Regions from separate parts of the Homo sapiens genome. Here region 2 is linked to region 1. Evidence: chromatin loops called from intact Hi-C (ENCODE). Cell type or tissue: dorsolateral prefrontal cortex. All regions are shown on one strand. Each heading gives the region's core, and the rest is flanking DNA. Links, peaks and the distances in the headings are about the cores only. Region 1 overlaps LOC107986309 (a long non-coding RNA gene). Region 2 holds the start of LOC105377402 (a long non-coding RNA gene).

Region 1 (16,325 bases), core at 3,947-11,946:
AACATGGTAGCAGTTTCATAATTATAAAATTATATTTAAAAAATAAAATAATCACTATATTTCTTTCATTGTGTTGTTTATAGGATGAAATAAGTTAATATTGTGAATAGAACAATGCCTAATATAAGCAATTAATAAATATTAGCTATTATTTATATTATTCCTTTGCAGATAATATTTCTTTTGCTCTTCAGCCACCTTTCTAATCTTTGCGTTGTCTTTGTGTTCAGTTTCACTGTGATTTGTCTGGATCTGGGTTTATTCGTGTTTATCTTGTTTAAGCTTTGTTTTGCTTCCATACCCTGTGGATTCACACCATCATGTATTTTTTTATTTCTCATTTTTAATTTATTCTAATATTATCTCTTCCTCATTTTCTACTATATTTTTCTGATTTAATTATAAGATGTTAGAACTTGTCATCATAAATTACAGGTCTCTTTAACACTCATATTTTCTAAGCCCTTTTCTATATGAGCTGCCTAATAATTTTTTTTCCAATTTCTTAATTTGTTTTCAGCTGTGCCTAGTCTTTTATTTATCAACTGAGATTATAACTCCAACTCTTTTTCATTACTAGGAGTTTGATCTTTTCCAAGGTTATCTGGCATTGTTGGTGGTAATTTTTTGCTTAATCATTTTTTTTACTTCCTTAAACATAAAGGGATATACTACTTTTTACTCTGTGGCTGATAATTTCAATATCTGCAGTTCTAGGTGGGGAAGGAGATTCTAATACTATTGGTGGTTGTTTCTGTAATTTCTTGCTCTGGTGTTTGTTCTTCTTGTGCTTCTATAATTTGGAGTTATGGATTCATATGTCCCTGTTCTTCGTAAGTGTAAGAATCTTGAAAGTGTTGAGGTTTGTTTCTTTAGAATGGGTATAATTTTGCTTCTACCAGCAACCCCACATGCTACCAACCCAGGATCATACTTGAAGTTAAAGTCATATGATGGTTTTTTTTGACACTAGGATTATAAATTTAAAGCTCAGTATTAAGTGAGGACAAAGCTCCGTTTAGTACTTCTCGGAGGAATTTTCTATTGTATTTAAACTTTTTTCACCCTAATTTCAGACCCAAACAGTAATTTTTAATGAAACAATGCCCTTTGACACAGGAGCACCCTGAAGTGATTCCTACTATCCAAATCTGCAATGACGTGAGCATCAAACTGAACAATAGTAAAGGATTATAGCCCATCTAAGAATCCATGAATCCATACTGATATTAATTGACTAATAATTTGATAAATGGGGAAAATTGGAAAGCCCTTTCTTGTAGAAGATGCTCAACTTATAAATGTAGAAGGAATAATAGAATTAGAAATCCCCAGTTGGCAACCATAAAAATAAAAATTTTCAATAAAATAAAATAAAAATAAAAATTAATTCCAAGAAGAATCATCAATGGATGCTAACACTATTAGGCAAAATTTAAGTAGTATATTTACATATTCTCAAAATATTTCTGTATGAAATACTTATGAATTTCAAATGGAAAACTATATGCAATGAAAATTAACATAGTAATGGGACAGATCAACATCATGTGCCACAGTATGATGCACTGAGTAGATTGTAACATCGCTTCTGTGCTGTTTCTACCCAAAAATGCACAATCTGATTCAAATCATGAAGAAACATCAGACAAATCCAAAATGAGGGAATGCTATGAACTAACGGCCTATATTCTTCAATAATGTCAATGTCATGAATGATGAAGACTGAAAAAATATTTCAGATTTTAAAAGACTGAAGAGCCATGACAACTGTATGCAACACAAGATCCAGATTGCTATATAGGACAATTTTGGGACAATTAGTGAAAAGTTAATGATGTCTGTAATTTAGGTAGGACTATTGTAACAATATTAATTTCCTAATTTATATAATTGTACTCTGCTTAATAAAAGAATGTCCTTGTTACACACTAAAAGTACTTTGGTAGAAAAGGAGCATCATGTCTATGACACACTTTCAAACACACCTCAGAAAAAAAATTATACAATCATGTAAATAAATGAAAATGCAAATAAGGTATAATGTTAACATTTGGGGAATATGAGAATTTTTTGCACAATTCTTGTAACTTTCCTGTTAGAAATTGTCAAAATATATACAATTTCTTGAAAAAGTCCCCACATACCAGGGGGCAGATACTTTTCTAGCCCACATTTTCACTATGCTAAGTCTGTACTGGTGTTTAAAGGTACTGGATTTATGCAGAGGCTCAAGTCTAACTCCCTGCCTTGTATAGGCTGAAGGCCTTATTTTTCTCTCACAACCATTAAAAACTCATGTTTGAATATGAAGTGTGATAGGCAGAATAATGGTGCCCAACGATGTTCACATCCTAATCTCCAGAACCTGTGAATACCTTAGGACACATGGAAAAGGGGAATTAAAATTGAAGATGGTGTTGAAGTTGCTAACTAGCTCACCTTGAAATGGGAAATTATCCTGGATTATCTGTGTGGGCCTAGCCAATGTAATCACAAAGGTCCTTAAAAGTAGAAGAGAAAAACAGAAGTGGGGAGAGTCCAAGAGAAATGTGATGATAGAACAAGGGTCTGAGAATTGCTGGCTTTGAAGATGGAGGAAGGGGACTATAAGCCAAGAAATGGGTGTAGCCTCTAGAAGCTGGAAAAGGCAAGGAAACAGATTCCCCGCCTGTAGCCTCCAGAAGGACACAGCCCATGGGCTACCGTGATTTTAGCTCAGTGAGACCCATGTCAGACTTCTGATCTACAGAACTGTAAGATAATAAATTTGTGTTTTTTAAGTCTATATTACAGTAACATATTACAGCAGCAGTAGAAAACTAATACATGAGGGTTAGCAATTGCCGATAGGTGTTGCGGGAAGTCAGGGACCCCGAACAGAGGGACTGGCTGGAGCTGTGGCAGAGGACCATAAATTGTGAAGATTTCATGGACATTTAGCAGTTCCCAAAATTAATACTTTTATAATTTCTTACACCTGTCTTTACTGCAATCTCTGAATATAAATTGTGAAGATTTCATGGACATTTATCAGTTCCCAAAATTAATACTCATAATTTCTTATGCCTGTCTTTACTCTAATTTCTTAATCCTGTTATCTTCATAAGCTGAGAATGTACATCACTTGAGGACCACTATTGTACAAATTGATTGTAAAACATGTGTTTGAACAATATGAAATCAGTGCACTTTGAAAACGAACAAAATAACAGCAATTTTAGGGAACAAGGGAAGACAACCAAAGGTCTGACTGCCTGCAGGGTTGGGAAGAATACAGCCATATTTTTCTTTTTACAGAGGCCTATAAATGGACGTGCAAGTAGGAGAGATATTGCTGAATTCTTTTCCCAGCGAGGAATATTAATAATTAATACCCTGGGGAAGGAATGCATTCCTGGGGGGGGGGGGGGGTCTATAAATGGCTGCTCTGGGAGTGTCGGTCTTATGCGGTTGAGATAAGGACTGAAATACGCCCTGGTCTCCTGCAGTACCCTCAGGCTTATTAGAGAGGGGAAAAGATCCCACCCTGGTGAATTTGAGGTCAGACTGGTTCTCTGCTCTTGAACCCTGTTTTCTGTTGTTTAAGATGTTTATCAAGACCATATGTGCACAGCCGAACATAGACCCTCATCAGTAATTCTAATTTTGCCCTTTGCCTTGTGATATTTATTGCCCTTTAAAGCATGTGATCTTTGTAACCTACTCCCTGTTCATACACTCCCTCCCCTTTTAAAGTCCTTAATAAAAACCTGCTGGTTTTGCGGCTCAGGGGACATCACGGACCTACTGATATGTGATGTCACCCCCGGAGACCCAGCTGTAAAATTCCTCTCTTTGTACTCATTCTCTTTATTTCTCAGACCGGCTGACAATTAGGGAAAATAGAAAGGACCTACACTGAAATACTGGGGGCTGGTTCCCCCTGATAGAAAAGTAGCTCCCTACTTTTCATTTTTTCTGTCTCTGGGGTTTTCATTCAACTTAAAATTTTTATACCAAAAATTCTTTAAAAAATATATCTAAGGATAATGACTTCCAGCTCCATTTATGTCCCTGCAAAGGACATGATCTCATTCTATCCTCAGCAAACTAACGTAGGAACAGAAAATCAAACACTGCATCTTCTCACTTATAAGTGGGAACTGAATGAACACACGAACACAGGGAGGGGAACAACACACACTGGGGCCTGTCCAGGGGTGTGGTGGGGGAAGGGAGAGGATTAGGAAAAATAGCTAATGGATGCTGTGCTTAATACCCAGGTGACAGGTTGATAGGTGCAGCAAACCACCATGGCACATGTTTACATATGTAACAAATCTGCACATCCTGCACACATACCCCAAAACTTAAAATAAAAATAAAAATAAAAATAACCTAGTCCATATTGCAATATAATAATTCTTCTAAGTGGAATGGCTTTTAAAAAGTTTTTTTTTTATTTTGAGATAACTTTAGACTTACAGAAGAGTTGAAAAACTAGTAAAGAAAATTCCTGTTTTTTCTTTACCCAGCTTTCCCTAATGCTATTTCTTATATAACCATAGTGCAATTATCAATACTAAGAAATTAGTACTGATGACATGAAGTGTCTAACTCCATTTTTTGATGTCTTATCCTGACAACTTTCAAGCCTACCCTTTCCTTTTTCCCTCTCACTCAACATCTGTGTATGCCAATAAGAAAGTCAGAGTATACCTTTCTTTGACACCAATGGGGAGATAAAACTGCATATAAACCCTAGCCCTTGTGGGAGAACCCTCACCCCAATCCCATCCCAAACAATCATAAAATCAAAGCTATTTGCCCCTCCCTTTGCTCAAGCCATTTCAGACCAATCTGGGCACCGGCCTTGCTCTCCCTAGAAAGCCTTGTTCTGTGAGTAATAAACCTTTTCATACCCTCTTGGTGTGTATGGCATCATCATTTCAATATGGAGGTCAATGGTGCCCTCTGCAAGTAACCACAAAACAATTGTTACGATACTGTCAATTAAGCTATAGACTTTATTTCAATTTCACAAATTTTCCACGACGTACTTTCTCTATCCCAGGATTCAATCCAGGATCCTACATTACATTTAATTGTCATGTCTTCTTAGTTTCCCTCAATCTGTGACACTTGAGTCTTTCACGACCTGGGCAATTTTATCATGTAGATAAATGTCCTTCCGTGAATGCTTCATGTAGAATGTCCTTCTGTTTGGGTTTGTTTTCTCCTGATTAGATTGAGATTATGTGTTATCAGGAAGATTACCATAAAGGTAAGAGACGTTTCTCTTTGCATCATATCAGGAGTTCTATGATGTCGATACGTCTTATTACTGATGATTAATTTATTTATTATTTATATGTTTATATTTACATTTATTTATATTATAAAAATATATATTTATATATTAATCTTGATCACTCAGTTATGATGGTTTCTGCCAGTTTTCTCTAGTATAAAGCTACCACTTTTCCCTTACAGTGAATATGTATTTTTGAAGGAGATACTTTGAGATTATATAAATATTCTCTGTCTCCATAAATTTTCATCCACTAATTTTAGCATCCATCAGTGGATCTTGCCTGCAGTACTTTTCTCTGTGGTATTCTAGCAGTGACTTTCTATTGCTTGCATTTCGTCCACATGGATTATTTAGAACTCTTTTGTAAGGAAGACTTGTGCTTTCTCTCCCACTTATTTACTTATTTAGTTATTTATTTATATAAATATGAGTCATGAATATTTATTTTATTCTCTAGGTTTTAATCCAAATCCATTATTATTTATTCATTGTTCAAATTGTAAGTGCACTATTCTTTAAAGTGTGCTTTTAAAATTTAAGTTCTGCTTGTTCTCTATAATCTTTTTTTGTCTGCCTGGCTCCCTTGGATGAGTTATTATTTTCCATTAAGGCTCAATGGAATGCAAATCTGGTTGATGGAAAAACATAATCATTTTGTAGATAGTGGTTATTTTGTATTAATAATTCTGAGCTTTTACTTAATCTAAATAATGTTACTGTCTTTGTATTCATTTTTATGTTGCTATAGTTCCAGATTACTATTAATACTTAGAATGAAGAAATGTAGAGTTAGGGACTCTGTATAGAAAGGTAACATATTAAAAGCTAAAATAGTTACATTTTAACATCAGATTCTAACCAAGCTGCTGAATTAGTAACTGATGCCCTCCCATCTCCAAAATCAGTACAGAGGGAACTATGAAGGAAAATACTATGAAACGTAGAAAACTGTGAGAAGCCCCTGGGGTGACCCACTGAAAGTTTAAATTAATTGTGTTGGATGAGAGGCAGGCAGACAGGGCTAGTCACAGCAAAAATCACGGGAATTGTTATAGTTCTGTTATTGCTTCTACCCTGTCTTTATTATGGGACCAGCAATGCCTTCCTTCTTACCTGCACTGGATCATGTTTTGCCCTAGTGGTAAAATCAGGAAACAAAACCCCTGTGCTTGAGAGGAGCAAAAAAATACAACTGTAGGTTAATCAACTTGGTGCAGGTACTTCCTCCTTGAACCTCAAAACCAATAATACACAATCTAATGAGTTTCCTCTGCAAAGGATGAAGCCAGGACCTTAACAACTGTTTGTGGAGTGATGAGTAATTGGCTGTTTTTCTTTTTTTCTGGTGGCTGAGGCTCTTCACCTGAGAGCTCATTCCCGCCACCTCCTCCACAAATATGCACATTCTGAGTTTATCGTGTTTGAGAGGGACTGAGGTTTGGCTTCCTTAGACACATTGCCTGACACAGTAGCCCATTTAAAAATTTCCCAATTTGGAGAAAAATGAATTTACAGGCCCAAATAACAAAGTTTTTGATAACTACAACTATTTCAAAACAAATATGACATATTAGATCACAAATTCCATCAGAAACAGAAATATTAAAACAGATGGACCAAGAATTTAAAATTAAGCTAAAAAACAATGCTAGACGAGATTAGGGACACATCACTAATATGAAAGAAGGACAAAGAAACATAAAAAAGGATCAAACACAAATATTAGGTATAAAATCACAATATCTGAAGTAAAAGACATCTTGAACAGGCTATACAACAAAATGGATACAGTTAAGAAACAAATTAATAAATTGAAAGATCAGATTTGGGGAATTTCCTTGAAGGAGGGAACAAAAGAAAGAAAAATATGTATTTTTTAAATTTAGCAGTACTTATATCTGGGTAGTAGAAATCTCAGAAAGAGGGAGAAATAAAAATGGGGAGGGGGTAATACTTGAAGGCATAATGGAGAAAATTTCCTGGAATAAAAAAATAAGATGCAGACCCTCAGATTGAAGAGATCATTTAAAGACGAAGATGATAAAGGAAAAGCCACACTTAGACAAATTACAGTACAATTTAGGACCTCAAAGACAAACAAAAAATCCTAAAAGTTGATAGAGAAAAGGCGGATTGCATAAAAAAGAAAGAAGCAGCAAATTTCTATCAGAATTCAAAAAAATAAACAACTGGAAGCAAGAAGACTATCGTGTCTTTTCAAAGAATTAAAGGAAAAGAAATCTGAACTTAGAATGATATGTCCAAACTGTCATCCAAAGATCAGAGCATAATAAAAAATATTCTCAGAAATACAAAGCATCAGCAGCTGAGACCTTCACTGAAAATAGTTTTTGATGAAGTACTAAAATAAGAGATTATTAAAATCCGGGAGAATGAGAAGACAGAATAATACCTAATGTATTTTACCTGATAAAGTTTGTTATCTATAAAATAAATATCTAAGACCAAGAAAAATAAGAAATGTATTTGTAATAACAGAATTAAAAGACTAGAAAATATCAACATGATGAGTATTAGGGTAGAAAGGGAAACAAAGAGATGTCCAATTGAACCATTGTTCTTTACTTATTGTGGTGTCAGTATAAATATCAGCATTTCTTTTTAAATGTAAGAAAGAATTCAAAAGAAACAGAAAATGGGAGTCCATTGAAATATGTCCATCTATATCTGATTCTCTTTCCTTACAGGGACAGAGTAAGGATTCTGTCCCTCTCACTCTTTAAAGTTAGTCCTGTAGCTTGCTAGGACAATGTAACGAGCACAAAAGCCACATGTATCACTTCTAGACAAAACCTTTTTATTTTCATTGAGACACTGTCATTTCCTTTTCACTGCTTCAGAAATTGATAAGGCTCATGTTGAAGCTTGGTTAGCCTGGGAACCTGAGTGGCTATGATGAGCAAAGCCCCACTGCCAAACCTTCTTGGCAGCAAATAAACTCAAGGTGCAAATGAGGTCTTGGGAGTTGGTTGTTACTGCATTATAACTGAGCCCCTACTAACAGAGATGTCTGGGTCTGTTTCGAGAACATTTTTTACCCATTTATTTCTATTCTTAAGGGCTGATCACAGAAAAAAAAAATGGGATGTGTTACGAGGTCCTCTCCCTGTATGAATCAGGTACCTGAATCAGGTAATCAATTACCTGATTCCGAGACTGCCTGGTGGTATGTTGGACTATATCTAGCAATTCTTTAGATGCCTTTTCTAGAAGTGAGTTATCCCTGAGCCAAAGGGTGCCAGTGGATATCTACCCTTAATAACTAAAGTGCAAAGAAGTTGAAACAACTAGAAATACAACAGTACGTGCTTTGTTTATGAGATGCAACAGGTCTTTGAACAAGTTCCTCTTTGAACAAGTGCCCTCTAGCGGGGATGCTAAGAGCTAAAGGAGGAAGTGAGCTATTGTTTCCAAACTGAGAAGGTGCCAAAGGCAAGACAGGATGCATTCTTAGGGTCTGCTCACCAGATAACTGCTGAAAGAAATCACCAGGAGATTTTGCTGCTTGTGAGATTACTTGCTGCTAAAAGCAATTGCTTAAGAGTATTACTGGAGATGTTTAGCTGGTGTCTGTATCTCAAACTTTAATGTTCATGTGAATTGCCTGGGAATCCTGTTAAATTCAGACTAATTCAGTCCATTTGGGATGAGGGTGGAACAAAACTGAATGGTTCTAACAAGCTTCCAAGTAATGCCAAAGCTGCTGGTTCTCTGATTGCACTTTGAGTAGCAAGGAGCTAACATAATTGTTCTCAACCATGGCTGCATATTAGGATCATCTGGAGAACTTTGAAAATGCTGATGTCTGGATACCATCCTCATATGTTTTGATTTAATTGGTCTAGGAGTGGCCCAGGGCCAGGGTCTTTAGGCAACACTAATATGTTGCCAAGGGTCAGAATGACTGAGCTAAAACCTGCGGCTCCTTCTAATGAGCACAGCATCAAGGACACAGCTGGACATTAGTCCCCACTGTTATCCATAGGAGAAGGTAGAGATTCTTAGTACTTTAAAAACAAAAATAATAATTATAATTAGAGGTTATCATTTCCTGAACACTTATTATATGTCAACAACTCTACAAATTACATTAATTCTCTAATTTAATTGTTACAAATGTTATAGGGTAGGTACCTTTACTAATTCTATGTATAGGTGAGGAAATTGGGGTTCAGAGAGGCTATGTAAATTGCCCAAGTTCTTATAGCAACTAAATTAATAATGTGGAGGTAACGCCAGGCAATCTAACGCTAGAGCCCTTACACTTAGTCACTACACTGCTCAGTGTTTTGTAGTGAAGAAAATGGATAATCATTTTCTCTAGGAAACACCACGGAAACAAGCCCATAAGCTCTGGGTGGGAACTCAAATAAAGACTCTACAGAGAAGCTCTAAATACCAATTAGGTCATTGTGGGAAAGTGAGAAATCTCACACAATGAGCATTTTTTTGAACTACATGTCTATCCTTGTATGGAATATGTGCATTTAGTCTCCCTCCAGATATTTCTGCTCCTGTCTATTTACCTCTTTCCAGGTGATGTTTCCAGAATATCTGTTCCTAGTTATTTGGGGAAGAAGGTTTGGTTCTCATATACACTTGAGTGAGAGCAGGCTGCAGGGTGAATCTCTGAGGTCACCTTGCCCCTGCCAGTCTCAGGTATCTGGTCACCCTATAGCTTCTCTCAAGCTAGAGCTTCTCAATGAACTGTGCTGCTTCTGTGGGCCCTGGTGGAGACAGTGTAGGACAGGAAGGGTGCACCACCCTTCCCATAAGCAGGCACAATGCCCACTGACTGTCCATTAACTTCCAAAGCACCATTGCCCAACACAAGGCTGGCACAGGAAACAGATTCTACCAGGTAACTATTGAAGAATAACTAGAAGAGATTACAACAGTGGGGGGAATAACCTAACATTTGATGCTAAATAGCATTCTTTCTCAGAAGCCAAGGGAAAGGAAAAGGTAAATGCTTCCAGGATGTCTTCTCATAGGCATAACCATTTTACAGTCTTAGGGTTCCCCTCCTTTGCCTCTCTTCAAAAAGATAATCTCCTCTTCAGTTTCACAGAATAAATCCTCTCTAACTACAGGAAAACCTTATTTCCCACCCTAGAATTCTTTTCCTAGGGTGCTTTCCCTCTCCCCTTACTGCTAACCAGGACAATGGGACTCAATATCTATGGCTGCCCCCTTCTCAGAGGCTGGGTTCCTCTTTTGAAAACACATGGGGCTGCACCTTTGGTGGTCAGGTGCAGCCTCTGTCCTCTGCTGGTGGGACTCCAATATGTGTCGTTGCCTGCTTCCATGGCCTTGCAGATTCACTCCTGGTCTCCTGTGGTAGGTAACATCCCTGCACCAATTTCCACCTCTCCTTCCCCCTGTCTCTCTCTCAGGCACTGAGACACACCCCAATATCTCAAGGACAAACAATGCCTTGGAGAGACAGTGTAAACAACAGCGAGACAAAGGAAAGCACCTTCCTGGTGGGCTCTTCTACCTGCTAATTACTTACAGGGAGTCATATATAAACATTTCACTGCCCAAATAATGAGATCCTTGTCCACAAAATGATGCATGGTGGTTTCAGTTCTTTTTTTCCTCACCCTTTCCAGCTTCTCAGCATAATAAGCAATGCCTATAACAGAACTTAACCAAGAGTCTCCTTTTTCTGAGACACTGCTGCCCTTCATTAGAAGACAAAGCAATGCTGTAACATATGATAACACTGCTTTTCCTGCCAGTACCTTAGCTTTGAGGATGCAGCTCAGAGAAGGAAGGCACATTCGAACCGTCTCTGTACTAGCCTTTTTGGAATAGGGCATACTTCAATTTTACTGTAGCCCTGAGAAGATGCACGGTAAAAAAAAATAATCAAAGTCTTTAGTATCAGAGAGACAAGGGTTGAAGCTTCCATTCTTTATTTACTAGCTCTGGGACCTTGGACAACGTACTTAACCTTTCGATTTTCTTACCTAAAATGGGTTAATACTTTTGCCTTATTAGATATGAGGACTAAATAAAATATGCATACAATTTAGCTGGTATATAGTTGATAAACATAAATAATAGTGTCCTTCCTTATCCCTTCTAACTTCTGGGATATTTCTAAATATTTATTTTGGGGGTATGCATATGTGGAATTCTTTGTGTTCTTATAGCAGCATTCTGATACAAAATCAAATCAGACTAAACAATTTACTGGAATCATCCTTTTTAACCCTTACAAGAACCCTATGGAATTGGTGCTAATATAATCCCTATTTCACAGATAAAGGAATTGAGGTTAAGGCAACACGCCCCAAGTTATTTAGATGTGATGAGATTTTACCCTTGGAACCTGGTTAAAAGAAAGTGAGACACAAGGCAAGTAACAGCAAAATGGAAAATTACAGGCTGGGTATGGAGGCTCGTACCTGTAATCCCAGCACTTTGGGAGGCTGAGGCAGGAGGATTCCTTGAGCTCAGGAGTTCCAGAACATCCTGGGCACACTCTATTATTTAAAAAAAAAAAAAAAAAAAAAGGACTGTGGAAGAAAAACAACAATCCTTTTAATCCTGGGCTTCTTAGGACTAGAAACTATATAATTATGATAAAGCTCCCTTAATTAGGCCAAAGCAATAGTTCTGTGTGTGCTCTTTGAATTTTCACAACTGGGATTTAGCCTTTTCCTGTCTAAGAAAAAAACAGAAAAGTGACCTTATAAGAAAGCTTGAATTTAACTGAAGTTGGCAGGACACAGGTGGGCTTTTAAATAGTCTATGAACTATTTTGCACAGATATGCTAAATATTTTCTCTTAGTAAGATATATTTAACTTCTTATTAATATCTAAAGTTTTAATATTGGCTTTTTATTTCTAGAAAAACAGAATTTAACTCATTTTAAGTTATCTTCAGAAAATGTTTCACGGCAATTACCCAAGTCCAAGGCAGCTCTTTCCCAGACTCCTGGCAGAGCACTCACCTGATAATAGTGTTCCCACAGAGGATTCCAGTCATCTGGAAAAGCATTGTCAGAAAAACCTCCTCAGATCATGTCAAGATGAAATAATATTAGAAGTGTTGCCTCTGCTGGGTTATCCAAGGCACACATTTCAGAGCTGATTCCTCCCAAATGCTACTTAAAGATCAGTGACATGCTTCCTGAACACGTATCTTTTCTCCATAATCTTATTTCTTTATGTGCTTACTACAGAGAATATCTCTTTAAAAAAAAAAGGCTTAGCGGCTTAGCTCACATTTTGCTTTAATAGCTCTTTTTTGTTTTCAGTGAGACTCCTTTACATTTCTCTCTCTCTCTCTCTCTAACATTAATCTAGAAAAGGATATTTCTCAGCAGAACACACATTATTAAGGGTCATCCTCATATGGAGCCATCAGCAGCTCCACACAGTTTAGCTATCTATGAGGCTTTAATGCAAAAACACTTGCTTTCATTTGTTCCTAACATTAAGCTTTGGAAAAATTCATTAAACTGTATAGAAGAGTGATAGAGCTCATTGATTCTTCTGTTTTTTATCTGTGAAATGAGGAGAGTAGATGAGGTATTTGTATAATTTCTATGGATATTAGATAACCCACTATTAGGGAATGTGTAAGTTTCTTCTTGCTGCTCTCACAATTTGCCACACACTTAGTGGCTTAAAACAACACAAGTTTGTTATCTACACTCCTGAACGTCAGAAGCCCAAAATGGGTCTTATGAAACTAAAATCAAGGTGTCAGCAAAACTGCATTCATTATTTCTGGAGGCCCTGGGGGAAAATCCATATTCTCACCTTTTCCAGTTAGTAGAGACCATCTGTACTCTTTGGCTTGTGGCCCTTTCCTCCATTTTCAGGGCCAGCAGGGTAGCATCTTCAAATCTGTATTTCTGATCTCTGCTTTCTGTTGTCACACCTCCTTCTCTGACTGTGCCACTCCTGCTTTCTTCCATCTTATAAGGACCCTTGTGATTACACTGGGCATACTCAAATAATATAGATTAACCCTCCCATATCAAGATTCTTAACCTTATCACATCTGCAAAGTCGCTTCTGCTGTGTAAGGTAACATATTCACAGGCTTCAGAAATTTTGAGGCAGACATTTTCGGATGCAGACGTTTTGGTAGGCTGTTACCCTGCCTACCACAGAAAGGTACTGATTAAATGCCTACAACATTAACTTTCACTCACACAGTCACATAAATATAAGCGTGTGCAAAGTATTACATTTAGTGAGTGGTTTGGTGTGGGCAGGGGATACTCACAGCACAGCCGTTTTAGAGGTCACACACAGTTCCAGTAAGGATAGATTCTAAAGAGACCACTTTGCGGAATGGGTTTTCTTAAAGGGTCAGCAAGAGCTACACATGAGAGTTGCCCCCTCCCATGGCTGAGGAAAGTGTCACATGGCATGTGGTGGATCACCAAGTGGGTCTAGAAAACAAAGTGAGTAAATTCATGATGGCACACCGCCGTGTTTTATTACAGTTCAGAAGTTCCCTTGAGCTTAAAGGTTTTTTCCCTGCTGTTTCACTTGCCAGCAGAGTTGCTCTGTAGATTACACAGTATGTCAACTCACTGAATGCTTTCCACTCACTAGAGCGTCTGTGCCTTTAAACATTAAGATATGGAAGAATTTTAGGTTCTTCTAATCCACCCGTGGTGTGTGATAGATGAATAAACAGACACACAAAGCGTAATTAACTTGCCCAAAGTCACTCTGGTAGAACCTGCGCTATAACCAGACGCTGGCATGATTCCTGTTCCAGTGCTCTGGCTGCTATGCCATGCTACCTCTGGCTTTGTTTGCAAATGCTGTTGGGACAAGCAAATGCAATAGCAGGTGGTTAAATATGGATATTAAAGCTTTACTTTCATAGCAAATAGATGGGAATTAATGCTAATTTCTGAAATGCAAGAGTACCTCTCTTTTTTTTAGGAATGATGAAGTCACATTTTGAAATAAAAGGAACACTATATTTTCACATTTAAATTGATATTCTACAAGTCTGATAAATAAGAATCAATATGAAGGGAAAATTATTTTACCCACCATAGTTGGTAAAATTGTCATTGTTCTCTGTTGCTTCTTTTATCTATATTATTTAATTTTTTTCTTTTGATAAAGATTTATCTACTTTGAGTTGGAATAAAATCCAAACTTTCCTTACTTAGAAAGAAAACTATCGGCAGCCTAATGTTTGCCAGGGGGAAATTATAAAGTCTTCAATATTCCTCTCAGAGAAAAATGTCAATTTCCTGGGATCTGAGATTATTTTAAGTGCTTTATCTTTACATAACCAAAATGTCCCCAGTTTTCTTCCAACGTTAACATTCTAGACGTAAATTTCCTTGGTTTATTAGCCTCCATCTGCTGCCTAGGACTCCATCGGATCCCCTAGGCCTCCTCTGTCTCCTCGGGACTTTCTTTAGGTTGGGTCTCAGTTGTGCTGGCTGCCAAATTTAAGCTAGCTCCTCCACCACTGCCTCTTCACTGATGCCTGAGACCTATTCTTCCCAAAGCAGAAGTGGGGAGATCCCCCTCAAACTCCCTTACTCAATTCCATCTTGTATTTGGTTATTTAGTCCCCTAAGCAGCACTTGGTTACCCTAAATGTGATAAAAAGCCCCCCTGGAAGTGTGTTAGCTTCTTCTCACTCTCTAGCAGGTTCTCTGTTGTCCCGTCAGGTTGAGGAACAGACATAATTACCCTCTGTCTTGCCAACTTGCATAAAATCAATGAATATGGGTAGATATGCTAGGGAAGAGTGGGGGGGTGGGAAAAGGCAACTCAATCTGTCAGGCTCAGCTTTCTATACTGAGATAAGTAACTGCCTGCTAATTTATGATCATGATGAGTGATTTTTAAGTGGCAGGAATAAAATGCTCCCCAACAGCTTCCCATTCTATTAACTTCATTTTTAACTTATTATTTAGTCAACCTTACTTTTACTAATGACTGTCAGAACTAGAAAAACACTGTTAAGAAAAGTGGGGCCGGACACCGTGGCTCACGCCTATAATCCCAGCATTTTGGGAGGGTGAGGCAGGCAGATCACTTAAGTCCAGGAGTTTGAGGCCAGTCTGGGAAACATGGCAAAACCCTGTATCTACAAAGAATATAAAAAATTCAGCCAGGCTGGTGGTGCATGCCTATAGTCCCAGCTATTCGGGAGGCTGAGCTAGGAGGATGGCTTGAGCCCAGGAGGCAGAGGTTGCAGTGAGCCAAGACTGTGCCACCGCATTCCAGCCTGGGTGACAGAGTGAGATCCTGTCTCAAAAAAAAGAAAAAAAAGTGAGAAACATTAAAGTTATCTAATACTCTTTTTTAAAAAACAAAAAAAAATTACTTTATTGAAAACACTTTAAAAATAATGAAAATCTAAGCCAAAAATTACCCATTAAGTCCTGAATTAAAGACAATGTTTTCATTCTCCCAGGTTACCACCCAGTTCCTTTTTTAATGCCTCTGTAATATGTTATTAAACATGTAGGGGGTGTAAAAGGAAGACCCTCTGTGGGGTCAAGTCATGTTTTGTTAAAATTCTAATTCACAGATATGTTTTTCCAAATAGGATTATGAATTTCTTTGGAAACTTTTTCTTTCTCTCAAATTCTACCTCCCAAACATAAGAATCATCCAGACTCCTTTCTGAGATTTTCTGTTTTCTTCACCACCCATGTGTAAATAGTTTTCCTCCCAGCCAGGCTCGTGAAGGAGCAATTTGCAGCCAGGCTGCGGCAGGCTTGCCTATTCTCAGTCCCAGTGCAGCTTCTCAGAACCCCTGGCTCCCCTTGGCCATTCAAAGGCTGGCCTTGATGTAATTTTATGCCTGTAAAAGGTGATGTTTCTCCCTGCGGGTTCCTTCACCCTGTCTTCCCATATTACTTGCTATTTTGAGATTCAGAACATTTCTTTAGCTGCTTCTCTCAGATTTTTTTCTCTGTGTTCCTCTTACCAAAGCTTTTATGTCAGCCTTCATCTCTATGCTGATGTATCTCAGAGGGAGAAGTAAGCGGC
Region 2 (11,986 bases), core at 198-8,197, 190 kb before region 1:
TTCAGTTTTGTTTTCAAAAGCACTGGTCTGTATTCCTTGGTCTGATTCCCATCCTCTCTCCTGCTCCCAGTCCTTCAATGGAGCATGGAACATGTCTCTCTTTCGTAAAGTTTTTAAATGTTTTCTAGGAATGTTGCACATTTCTCTCCATTGTTGTTACCTGGCAATAATGAGATATATAGCCACAGGCACACATAAGAAAAAAGATTCCCTTCTGCAGAATCTATTTGCCAGCTAGGTTTTGATATTTGAAATAAATAAATGTTTTAAAAATGTAAATTCACTTATTGCTATCATTATCTTCTCATGTGTGAATGACTCAAAGTACATTCATCATATTTCCCTCAGACAGATATGCCCTCCCAATTTTTCTATTTTTAGTAGTGGCTCTAAGAGCCTTCTGAATAAAAGGCTTCAGATTCAAATCTTTGGGAATATTTTTATATCATCTCTTTGTTTGTCTTTTGTGTTAAATTAATGATCAAGCCTGGATACTTCTTTCTTCATTCTGTCTTTTCCACCTACCCCTTCTTTCCATTTCTGCTGCTATCCTATTTTTGGAACCAATTACTGCATTTGGATTATACAAATGACTTATTTTTATTAAAGAGAAAATTTATTATTTTTATTGAAGTCATAAATACAAATGTTTAAAAAGTTAAATAGTGTGGAAGTCTTCCTGGGAAAAAGAAAAGTCCTTATTCTCTCAATTTTCCACTCCCATTCCATTTCCCATGGTGCGAAACTCTTTTAACATTTTTATCATTTTCCATTTTTATTTGTTCTAGGTAGTTCTATCCACACTTATAAATAATATGCATAAACTATGATTTCTTCATTCCTTCTTTTCAGGTTTTTCTATTGGATTCCTGCCATGATAGATGGTGGTTAAGCTCATCTACCCCATTCACCGTTCATTTTCTCTTCTACTGACTGTTCTCAGTTCCTCTTTTCAATACCTATGCAACTTTAAATAATATATTTGCATTTTAATTTCTTGTTCCAACAACTATAGAAAGGATCTCCCCATTTTGAAAGGTTAGAGCACTAGAGATGTCCTTCATCTCTTCTCTTTCCTTTTCATCTTCCAACACGTCACCTGTAATTTTGCTTTGAAATTGTTAGGGTTGATTCTATTTATATTCTCTGATCCCAATTAAGTCTTGTGTGCTCTGTCAGTATATTGATTCTGTAACTGGGAAGAAAAACGTTTAGGTAAATTGGCTAATATCTAACCCAGCTGTGCTCTCTGATTTCATTCCCCTTCTTGTATACTTGTCCCTCCCACCCTCATGACACCTGCCTTTATTGTTTCTTAAGTGTTTGTAATATTCAAGCATTATGGAATGTTGATGGCACCTTATACATTTTTTTCTTCCTGAAAATTTTTTCCTGGAGCCTCCATCCTTTGATTGCATTGATTTCTCTCTAGGCTTGTTGCACAGCCATCATCCTGGGGGCCTCTAAATGTCAGCATGTGAGGGTGGCTGTCTTAGTCCGTTTGGGTCATAAAGGAATACCTGAGGCTGCGTAATTGATAAGGAAGAGAGGTTTATTTAGCTCAAGATTCTGTGGATTGTACAGGAAGCATGGTGCTAGCATCTGTATTTGGGGAAGGCCTCAGACTGCTTCCACTCATGGCAGAAGTAGGTGGAAAGTTGGCTTGTGCAGAGGTCACGTGACGAAAGAACAGACAAGAGAGAGAGGAGGAGCTGCTAGGCTATTCAAACAACCAGCTCTCATGGGAACTAATAGAGCAAGAACTCACCATCCCCCTTTGGTTGGGGGCAAAATAGGAAGAGCTTTAAACTATAGAATGAGGAATTGAGGCTTTACACGGTTGACCATGGGAGCTACTGAAGGTTCCTGGGCAAGCGGAGGCATGACAAAAATGATATCTGGAAAGTAAACTGGCAAATGTTAGAGCAGTATTTTTCAGACTTTTTTTCATTATTGTCCCCCACCCCAGAACATTCATAGACATTTTTTCCCTAATTGCCACTCCTCATGAAATTTTAAGAGCACAGATAAACTGTATGTCTGTTTTTGGAGACAGCCTTTCTCTTCATCTGCAGCCTCTTTTCTGTGTATTTCTGGTTAGGGCTTCATAGTCACCACTTCTTCAGCTTTCCATTTCTCAAAAATTTGATGACATCTCTCTTGCACTAATGGCTTTCCTTCTGTTCTCTTACAAGTGAGTTTTTTACTCCCATTATTCTCATTTAATTGAGTCCATGGCTCAGACTTCCATCTTGAACTGAATGTTCTGAAATGACTTCTTAAGTGCCCATGCTGTTTACAGCTTCTTCTGCCATTCTGCCAACACCGCCTAGATTCCTCTGTGTGACCAGTATATCTCATTTCTTGAAGACTCAGCCTTACTTCTATTACTAGGCCAAGTCAGCCTGTCATAAAGAAGGTCATGGTTAACCACCTCTGTACCTCTGTACCTCCTTCACCAAGTATCACTAGTTGTCCTCCTGGGTTGTGGGCCAGGTCTGAGTGCTCATCTCTGGGTCCCAGATTAGTCTGCAAATCAGAGCTTCTCTTCTATGTCCTGGGCTCCTAGGACTTAATTTCTGCTTTGCTTCTGTTTCTAGCAGGTTTTTCTGTTGTCAACCTCTCCTCTTGCCAGTTGGCAATCTTGTGAATCTGCCACAGCTCCAAGATGACTATGGCTCTCAGGCCCCAGTCGCCAGCTCAGATTCCCAGTTAGTGGGTGCTGTCTGCCTTCTTGGGACCTCATAGTCTTCTCCTGGAAACCCAGGTGCAAACTGCTGCCTGCACCTACCCTGAGGTGGCTGCCTCTTTAGAACACTTCCTTGTCCCTTCTCCTGGTTGACTGCCCTGCTGTTAGCTCAGTCCACCTCCAAACTGTGCTCTGATCTAACTTATTTTCTTTCATTAGGCCCTGTCTTCTTTATCCCCTGTGCTGGTTTGGGCTTTTACGTGGAATACAAAAATACTTCCTACTCCCATCTGTTGATATATCACCCTCTGCTATGGTCTGAATGTTTGTGTCTCTCCAAATTTATGTTAAAATCCTAACCCCCAAAGTGGTGATATTAGGAAGTGAGACCTTGTGGGAGGTGGAGCCTCACGCATGAGATTAGTGCCCTTATTCACAGGCCCCAGGGAGCTTGTTTGTCCCTTCCACTATCTGAAGACATGGTTGGAAAGTACCATTTATGAACCAGGGAAGAGGCCCACACTAGCAACCATGTTTGCTGGCACTTTGATTTTGGACATCCCAGTCTCTAGCACTGTAAGAAATAAATTTCTGTTGTTTATAACCTACTTAGTCTATGGTATTCTGTTATAGCAACCCAAATGGACTAAGACATCCTCCAATTTTACACATTGTGCAATCTACACATTCTCAGTGGGGGCAATGTCACTCATAAGAGGGTGAAAACTGGTTATTGGGAGCTGAAAAAATCATACTCTTTTCATGTTTGTATATCAAAAGTACAGATATATACACACAGTCCATAAACAGACATACAGTTTATCTGTGCTATTAATATTTTACAGGGGATGGCAATTAGGGGAAAAATATCTATGAAGGTTCTGGGGTGGGGGGACAATAATAAAAACAAATCTTTTTTTTTTTTTTTTTTTGAGACAGAGTCTTATTCTGTTGCCCAGGCTGGAGTGCAGTGGCACAATCTCGGCACACTGAAACCTCTGCCTCCCAGGTTCAAGCCACTCTCCTGCCTCAGCCTCCTGAGTAGCTGGGATTAGAGGTGCTGGACAACTCGCCCAGCTAATTTTTGTATTTTTAGTAGATATGGGGTTTCACCATGTTGGTCAGGCTGGTCTTGAACTCCTGACCTTGTGATCCACCATCCTCAGCCTCCTAAAGTGCTGGGATTACAGGCAGGAGCCACCGTGCCCAGCCATGAAAACAAATCTTGACAATACTGCTATCATGTTTGTCCGTTTACTTTCCAGACACCACTTTCGTCATATCTTCACTAACCCAAACACCTTTGGTAGCTCCCATGGTCAACTGTCTAAAGTCCCAATTCCTCATTCTGCAAAGAATGTCCCTAACCATCTTTCTAGTCCTAGCTCTCACTTCTCTCCTGACATAGATCATCCACTCTAGTTAAGTTGCTATTCATACTCTTAACCACAGTTTCTGCTTTTCTACTTTGCTCTCACCGGTATGTTACCTGAATATCTTCCCCTCATCTTTTTCCCTACGAAAATCCATTCAGTTTTAATGTCCTGTCCAAACCTGAATATCATATTTAAAACTTGCCTAATCACTTCAGCCAAGAGATCTCTCATTTTTCTATATTTCAGTGGTATATCTTATCTGTATTCTGCAGTTGATGGAAATTTATTACTAAGTGCTTTTAACTATCCTATTCAGCTCTTTCCTCCAAGAGAATATAAGTCCTTGAAGAGCATTTCTGAGCCTTATGCTCCTCTCTGCCTAAAGCATCCTTTGTGCAGTTGACACTGATACTTTTTGGTAATTTTTTTAATTATTTCTAATTTTAATTAACATAAAGTTCAAGCATATGTATTGGAGAGAGAGGTAATAGGAGGAATTTTGTTGATGAGGTAAAGAAATAGATTCATGTAACTTTAAAAATATATTTCTTTATCTTTCTAACTAAGATAATGGGTACATTTATCATCAAGCAGAGCACAATGTTTTGCAGACATAAACCAAAAACTCCACAGAAGACTAAGGCCATGGTATTTTCATTTCTCCTTCTTTAAAACAAAAAACCTAAGCAAACAATGATTATAACAGCTAGAGCCACGTAGAATTTTAGAGTTCATAAGAACTTCAAGAAATTACAGATAATCACTGCTACTGAGGATCATCTCTTTTTGTGGAGAAGAGTAATCTCTGCTTAAGAGCTTAAAGTAATTTCAGTCTAATGGAGCAGCCTCCCCTGTGGGCCTCCTAAATACCTTGCCAGACTGGGCTGGACTGGATTACCTACATTAAGTGTAAACTTATGTCAGGAAGACAAAAGGGAAAAAAGGGGGAGAAAACGAAGAGATGTTGATTCAGCTTCAATAAACTTTCATATAAATTTATATCTAAAAATTTAGAACAAAATTATTTCCTTTTTTTTGAGACAGGGTCTTACTTTGTTACCCAGACTGGAGTGCAGGGGTCCAATCACGGCTCACCACAGCCTTGACCTCCCAGGCTCAAGTGATCCTCTTGCCTCAGCCTCCCGAGTAGCTTGGACTACAGGTGTGTACCATCACGCTCAGCTAATTTTTGTATTTTTTGTAGAGACGAGGTTGCCCAGGCTGGCCTCGAATTCCTAGGCTCAAGTGATCCCCCAGTCTTGACCTCCCAAAGTGCTAGGATCACAGGCATGAGCCACCACGGCTGGCCTGAATGAAATGGTTTTTCTTACTGTGTAGTTAAGCTTGTATCATTTCAAAATATTAAATTGTGTTTTTCAGTACATATTGGCTGGGAATGCCCACCAAAATCTTTTTAGTGTTTAGGGTGTTAAAGGTCTATATCTACCCTGGGGAAGTGCAGATCAGGGTTTTGGTTGGAGGATCCTGGATGGCGGGATGCATCTGAGTTAGGTGGGTCTTAGGGAAAGGGATGCTGGAATGGGAAACCCCAGGGTTCAGTAGGGGGATGTGGATGGGGTGTTCTGGCAATCATTATGCTAATATGGGTGCTATACAGAAATACCTAATATATCTCACTAGAGTACTGATAAAGAGTATGGCTCTCAAGCCAGACCAACTGAGTTAGAATCCCTTCTCTACCAATTACCAGCTCTATGACTGAGCAGTTTACTTGATTTCTCTGATGTTTTCCTCATGTATAAAATGAAGATAATATTGTTGCACTTCATTGAGAACTAACATGAGTTAATAATTGTGAAGGCACACCTGGACAGAGGAAATGCTCAAGCATGGACATTTTTATATCCCCAGCTTCCAGTGCTATGGCTGGCATGTAGAAAGCATGTGACAAACATTTGCTGAATAATAAATGTGGGACTGCCTGTGAGATGAATGAAGCAGACCATTCCTGAGTAGTTAATGAATGATGCTGAGAAGATCCTGATTCTAGTGGCTCTTTATTAAAATATAATCTTAAGTAAAATGACTAGTTTTATGTTATCAATGTGTATTGCTAGGTTCTGTTTTTATATATGTGAAAGCATCATTATTATTACTTTCTTGTTTTTTCTTTTGTTGTTGCTGCTGCTGAATCCTCACCAGGAAGGAATTAAGATCTCGTTTCCTCACTGAAATCCAGAAAGAAAAGGTTGGTGTTGTGTTCCCTTAGGTTTGAGCCGTGAGAAGCGTCTCTGGTTCATGAGTTTTGGGTGGTAGGAGTGGAAGTAGGATGAGGGGATTATGTAGTATTACCCCTGAGCAGGAAGGCAGGCTTTGAGTAGAGAAGGTGAGGTAGAGCCCTAAGGTTGAGATGGCAGGGAGAGTACAGAGGGGCCCTTTCTGTGGGATTGGTTTGTATTCCAGTCCCAGTTCCCATGAAGTACCCTGGAAGATGGCAAGGTCTTTGATGTGGTCACTGATTTGGGCAGTAGGGACTGAGGAATGGGAGTGTTCTGGAGCTGCTCCTTCAAGTGAATCATCTAAACTTGTATCTTTTCAGAGAGCAAAGATGAACTGGTTACCTTAGAAGCCCTTTATATATATATATAACGAGATTGTGTAAGCTCCACCAATTTCTTTTGTGATATCGAGGAAGGGGGGGTGACTCACAAAGCATGATAAAGTTTGGGGAAATATTTTATTAATATGAAAGATGAGGAATTTAGATTCTGACATGATGTGATTTTTAAAAAGAGATAATAGCATGAAATGTCTTCATCTTAGTGTTGTGGGGCAAATTTGAAGCATCTGTAGTGTACAGTTTAGCAGCTAATTAGCTGAAGCTAATTAAAAGGAAGATACCTAAAATTAATTTTTGATGATAGACATTGCTCTGTAAATTTGGAGCTTTAAGGTGTGTATTCACAGATTATTTTCTCTTTAGGAACAGGATTGCTAAATTTGTGTAGGTTATTATTGAGGCACAGGCAGCCTAAAACATGCCATAGTGATTTGAACAGTCCACTGTAGTGACTTGCTGTGTGGTTCACTTAAGAGGCAGCTCTACAACATTCCCCATCCCCTATTGCTTTCCATCAGCCACTGCGTCAAAGGCCTTGCCACATTCCAGGCACCTCATGGGACTTGGAAACGGGATGCAGGCCCAAAATCATCGAGAAGGAATCTCTCTACTGCCCTTCTATGGCCCCACCTCACTTTCCTCTACTCAAAACATGTAAATACATGGCCTTGATATTTAAAATATGAAAAAATTTATTATGACATTAGCTAAATATAAATGACTAAGTTTCAATTTCTATATTTATAAGAGATATAAGTTAGAGATGAGAAGATGTAGGCCCCATTACATATGTAAAAAAAAAAAGATCCTGTGTGCATTCAATGATTGATTGTTGAATGAATGCACCATAGTCCCTATGTGTTTTATACAGCCTCTGTATATAAAACACTTACAGCAAGCATGAGATAGTGTGATGAGCATGGCCTTTGCCATCAGAGGAACTCAGATTTAAATTCTGACTCTTCCCTCTTGGGCAAATCACTTGTCTTTAATTGGGAAAATCACTTATTTTCAAGATGGTACTAATAAGAACTTCTGCATAAAATTGCTATAATGATTAAACAGGGAAACATAAGTAACACATCTAACAAAGCACCTAGAATATAGTAATTATTCAATAAATATTTTGTGATAGTTAAGATAAACAATTCCAGCTGCTGTTAATATCTAAATCCAGAATTCTCAGACACTTAACCTTATCAAATCTATTCCTCACTCATTTCAGTGTGAGTATTTCTGGATGGGAGGAATTTTATGTGATCATTTAGGGAATTTCATGTAATCATTTAGGGACTAAGTCTCCTTTCTTTTTATGGCTCTGTCCTCTATGTCCTTAGAATTTTCTCCATTTAGCCTATAGATGGAGAAAGTAGGGTGATGTATGGGAAGTTTTGTTGGCATGCACCACTTCTCCCCATTTTCCATTAGCTAGAACTCTGTTATAGACACAAATGTAAGGGAGACTAGTTAATGTAATTTTGTTGTGTGCTTAGAAGAGAACGTGTGTTTGGTGAGCGTCTAGTTAGTTTCGGCCACAGTTTTATTCTCCTTCCTCTTCTATTTTTCTCTTTAAAAATCCAGGGATATTTTTATTTATTATTGTTGAATGCTTTTTCTTTTTGAAGGTCTAATTCATCTAGAATTTCTTATACATAAAAAGTCCTTTTTTGGTACCTGACCAAGTAGTGATCAAGGTTTGTATCAAAACCCTTGAAGGAGATGAGAGAGGGGAGGAGAGAGAGGGAACAACATGCAAGCATATTTAGTGCTTGTAAGGATGAGGTGAAATAGGCACTCTCATTTCTTCCTCATGAAAGAATAAATGAGTCCAACCCTTCTGCAGGGAAATTTGATTTAAAATATTTATACTGCTTGACATGGTAATTCTAGTTTTTGGAAATGACCTAAGGAAATGCTTTGAAATGCAGATATAAATCTGTGTAAAAAATGTTCACTATAACATTATTCATAGTAACAAATAATTGAAGACAATCTAAATGAAAACCCTAGGGAAATGGTTAAATAAATTATAGTATGTACACATAATGAAGTGTTATACAGCTGTTAGAGATAATCTTTAGGAATAGAATTTAACAACACAAAAACGCTTATGCTAAAATGTTAAGTGATGAAAATAGAATATACAGTTTTAAAGACAGTGTAATTCTACCATGGACAGAAAATATTCAAGAAAAATATTGGATATAACCCATGTCTATATCTAGAGTAGAATGGATAAATTAAATTATTACATATCATTTAATGGAATATTCAGCAATGAAATAAACTCCAGCTCCACCAAATAATGTGAATAAATCTTGCATATACATTGTTGAGTGAAAAAAGAATCAAGATATAAAATACATATATTATGATTTAATTTATATAAACTTTAAAGAAGAGACAAAATTAAAATAATAATTTTAGTAACACATGCTTATTTGATAAAATTATAATGAAAAACAAACAAGTAACTAGTAAATCTTTAGCAAGTCTAAGAATTTCCATGAGATTTTTGAAAACCTTTAAGGAGAAACATATAAATAAAACATGGAATTTTCTGCTACTCAAGCAGGTGTGGGGTGAGAGCATCAGTGTTTGGAGTACTAATGTAAAGGTGACCTCATTTGTTCATGCAGCCTGGTAAAACCTGGAACACACAGTTCCACAATCTACTGGTTTATAGTCTTTGGTAGCAAGTAGCAGAAATAAACTCAGGTACTTTGTATAAAAAAGAAATTGATCGTGAGTATATTGGATATATCACTTGGTTTTATTTAACCCCAAAGTAAACAAAAACACAATTACATCTGGCTTAAATAATATGGACCTTCATTATCTCAAGTAACAAGAAGCCCAGAGGTCCCAGAGTTGGCTAATTCAGTAGCTCAATCAGAGACTCAGGTACCTTTTGTCTAGCTGTTCTCTCTAACCACAGCCTGTTGGCGAGTCTCTCCTTGTGGCTTTAAGATGCCTCTAGGTGTTCCAGGAATCATGTGCAGATATGACGATATCCAGATAAGGGGGGAAGGGGATGATAAAAAGCTTGGGTGATACAAAGTTGACTTTATCCCAAGCTCTGTAGCGTACCTGTGCATAAACCAATCAGTGGTAAGGAGAATGAGACTCTTCATACCTGGCTTTAACTTCACTGCCTTGGGTCTGGGAAGGGGCCCAGTGACTCCTAGACAAATGACCAATTAGGGCTTCTGTTATCAAGGAAGAGGTAGGGAAGAAAATGACTGTTGGATGAACAACCAACACTGATTCATCTCAAAGAATTAGGGGAAATAACAACTAAATCTTGAGTATGATGGAAAACAGCTGAGTATATTTTGGGAACTTAGCAGCAGGAATACATGAATTTTTCATCCCTTATGTGTTGCCATTACTATAACTCCATTCCAACAATTCCCTGTCTCTGTCTTTCAGTTCAAAATTTCAAATATTGGAAATGACAGTATTTGAGTGGTCCAGCTTGTGTTAGCTGACCATTCCTGCATCAATAAGCTATAGCTGTGCAGTAAAGTTACTAAGAACAGTCATGGCTGTTGGATACCCACCTCCATAGGTAGCCATCAAAGAGGTGTTTACTGTATTCACCTTCCTGATTATCTGGTGAAGAGGAAGGTGAGAAGGGTATCCATTTCATGTTTTAATAATTATCTTATTTTTGTTTAGACTTCATTATCCCCATATTCTGGTAATTTCATCTTTGACACTGTATTTGACACAAAGAAAGTGTCCTTGACACAAAGAAAGAAACTTGTTTAAGGTAGGTAAACTAGTTTAACTATCTTAAAAGAAACTAATAGTAACCATGAGTTCTGACCAATACACATCTTGTGTTTCATTCTGTCAATGCATAAGAAAATAAAGTATGAAATAGTTGTGATACCAAACATATGGATGAAAGTCCTAGTAAGAAGCACCACCATACCTGGATAATTTTGGTATTTTTAGTAGATACAGGGTTTCACCATGTTGCCCAGGCTGGTCTCAAACTCCTGGCCTTAAGTGATCTGCCGGCTTCGGCCTCCCAAAGTGCTGGGATTACAGGCATGAGCCACTGCACCCCGCCTAAGAAAGCAGTTTAATTCTTCCACTGCTAACTCTATTAAGGAAATAGCACCATACACTTTAGCCAATGCAAATGTAATTGGGGCGGGGGGAGAGAATAGAAGAGAGATGAAGAGACAGAGATAGAGAGAAAGCGAGAGAAATATTGGAGAGAGAAAATTTGGGTAGTTAGTATAACATTGCACTTCAGATTTCTTTACCTGTAGTGAGAGAGGGTGGAGACATCCATTCCCTCTTGCTTCTCATAGCCTGAGCATCCCACCACAAAGTGTCGGATTCTAATAATGTTTAATGATAATACACTTTTCATGAAACATGGTGTCATGTGAATAAATAGCAATTTGTTGCAAAGCTCAGAAAAATAGGCATCTTGAAAGAGAGAACTTTATCAAATCTTGACATTAAGAACTCTAATAAATACTAAGCTGAATAAAAAAGCATTAGGTAAGAGGTTGGAAAGGCTTTTGGTTGTAAAATTGAACCAAAAAGGTGACCCAATTACAAAAGTTTTTACTTTCAGATTTTCTGCTGAAGAGAGGTACAAAGGAATTGAAAGCCAACTAAGGTGGGCATAAACATCGAAAAATCTGCTTCAACTTCAAATGTGCAAACTGCTGGAGAAGCTACAACATTATATTTTGCATGCTTATTCTTTAAAATATACTCGACATTGCTGTATAGATTATACATTTATCCATAACATTGTATAATTCAGAGTTACCCATCTAGAGCAAATATATCCTTTATCTTATGCAATCATGATTTAAGAGATTTTCACTGTGATTCTTGTGACTTTTCCACAGTTGTTGATTCTGCAAAGCCCTCAGATAAATCACAACTTAACCGTGTGTATGTATAAAGGTAGTTCTCCCCATGACTTCGTTATGTAAGAATCAGCTATAGCTCCTTTCTGACTTTAAAGACAGCAAGAACTTTTGAGCATATAATTTTCAGTTGGCTATAAAAATAATTTTTAAAAATTGTGAAAGTAATAGGATAATATTTTAGAAAATTGAGGATATAGAGAAAGAAAAAAATACCACTCTAATAAGTAATGTTTTACCATTTTCAAAATAGTTCTTCCTGTTGTTTGTTGGAGCCTCTGAAGGGACTCCATGTACAGAAACACCCCTCCCCACTTGGTTCTGATCAAGTTAATAAACTAAAACAAAAAATAAGGCAGAGGAGGTCCAAAAATTATCTTTACTGTTGGGATAAGGGCTCTTGGTCTGCCATATGGGTTGCTAATATTGAATATTG

Evidence for each region. A loop is a pair of places that touch in the nucleus more often than their neighbours do. Peaks named below come from ENCODE experiments on the same cell type or tissue, not always from the same donor. Only the 100,000 strongest peaks of a DNase experiment are listed, where the experiment ranks them.
Region 2: it touches region 1 in a loop (4-fold over the local background); 48 of 110 quality-filtered maps call a loop at or near these places.

The regions. Positions count from the first base shown.
Region 1 is chr4:121,455,222-121,471,546 of GRCh38, reverse strand. All of the region lies in intron 1 of LOC107986309 (a long non-coding RNA gene), which reads right to left. Among named protein-coding and RNA genes, the nearest start is that of QRFPR, 82 kb to the right of the region's middle. RefSeq lists a silencer at 8,704-8,753. In dorsolateral prefrontal cortex, for the core only: a CTCF peak has its summit at 8,668 (motif pointing left); a DNase peak (open chromatin) is centred at 8,688.
Region 2 is chr4:121,643,879-121,655,864 of GRCh38, reverse strand. It overlaps LOC105377402 (a long non-coding RNA gene), which reads left to right and starts at 5,214. Exons shown (of 3, transcript XR_939167.3): 1 at 5,214-5,227; 2 at 6,229-6,274; 3 at 11,247-11,986. In dorsolateral prefrontal cortex, for the core only: no CTCF peak of the experiment used is centred there; no DNase peak of the experiment used is centred there.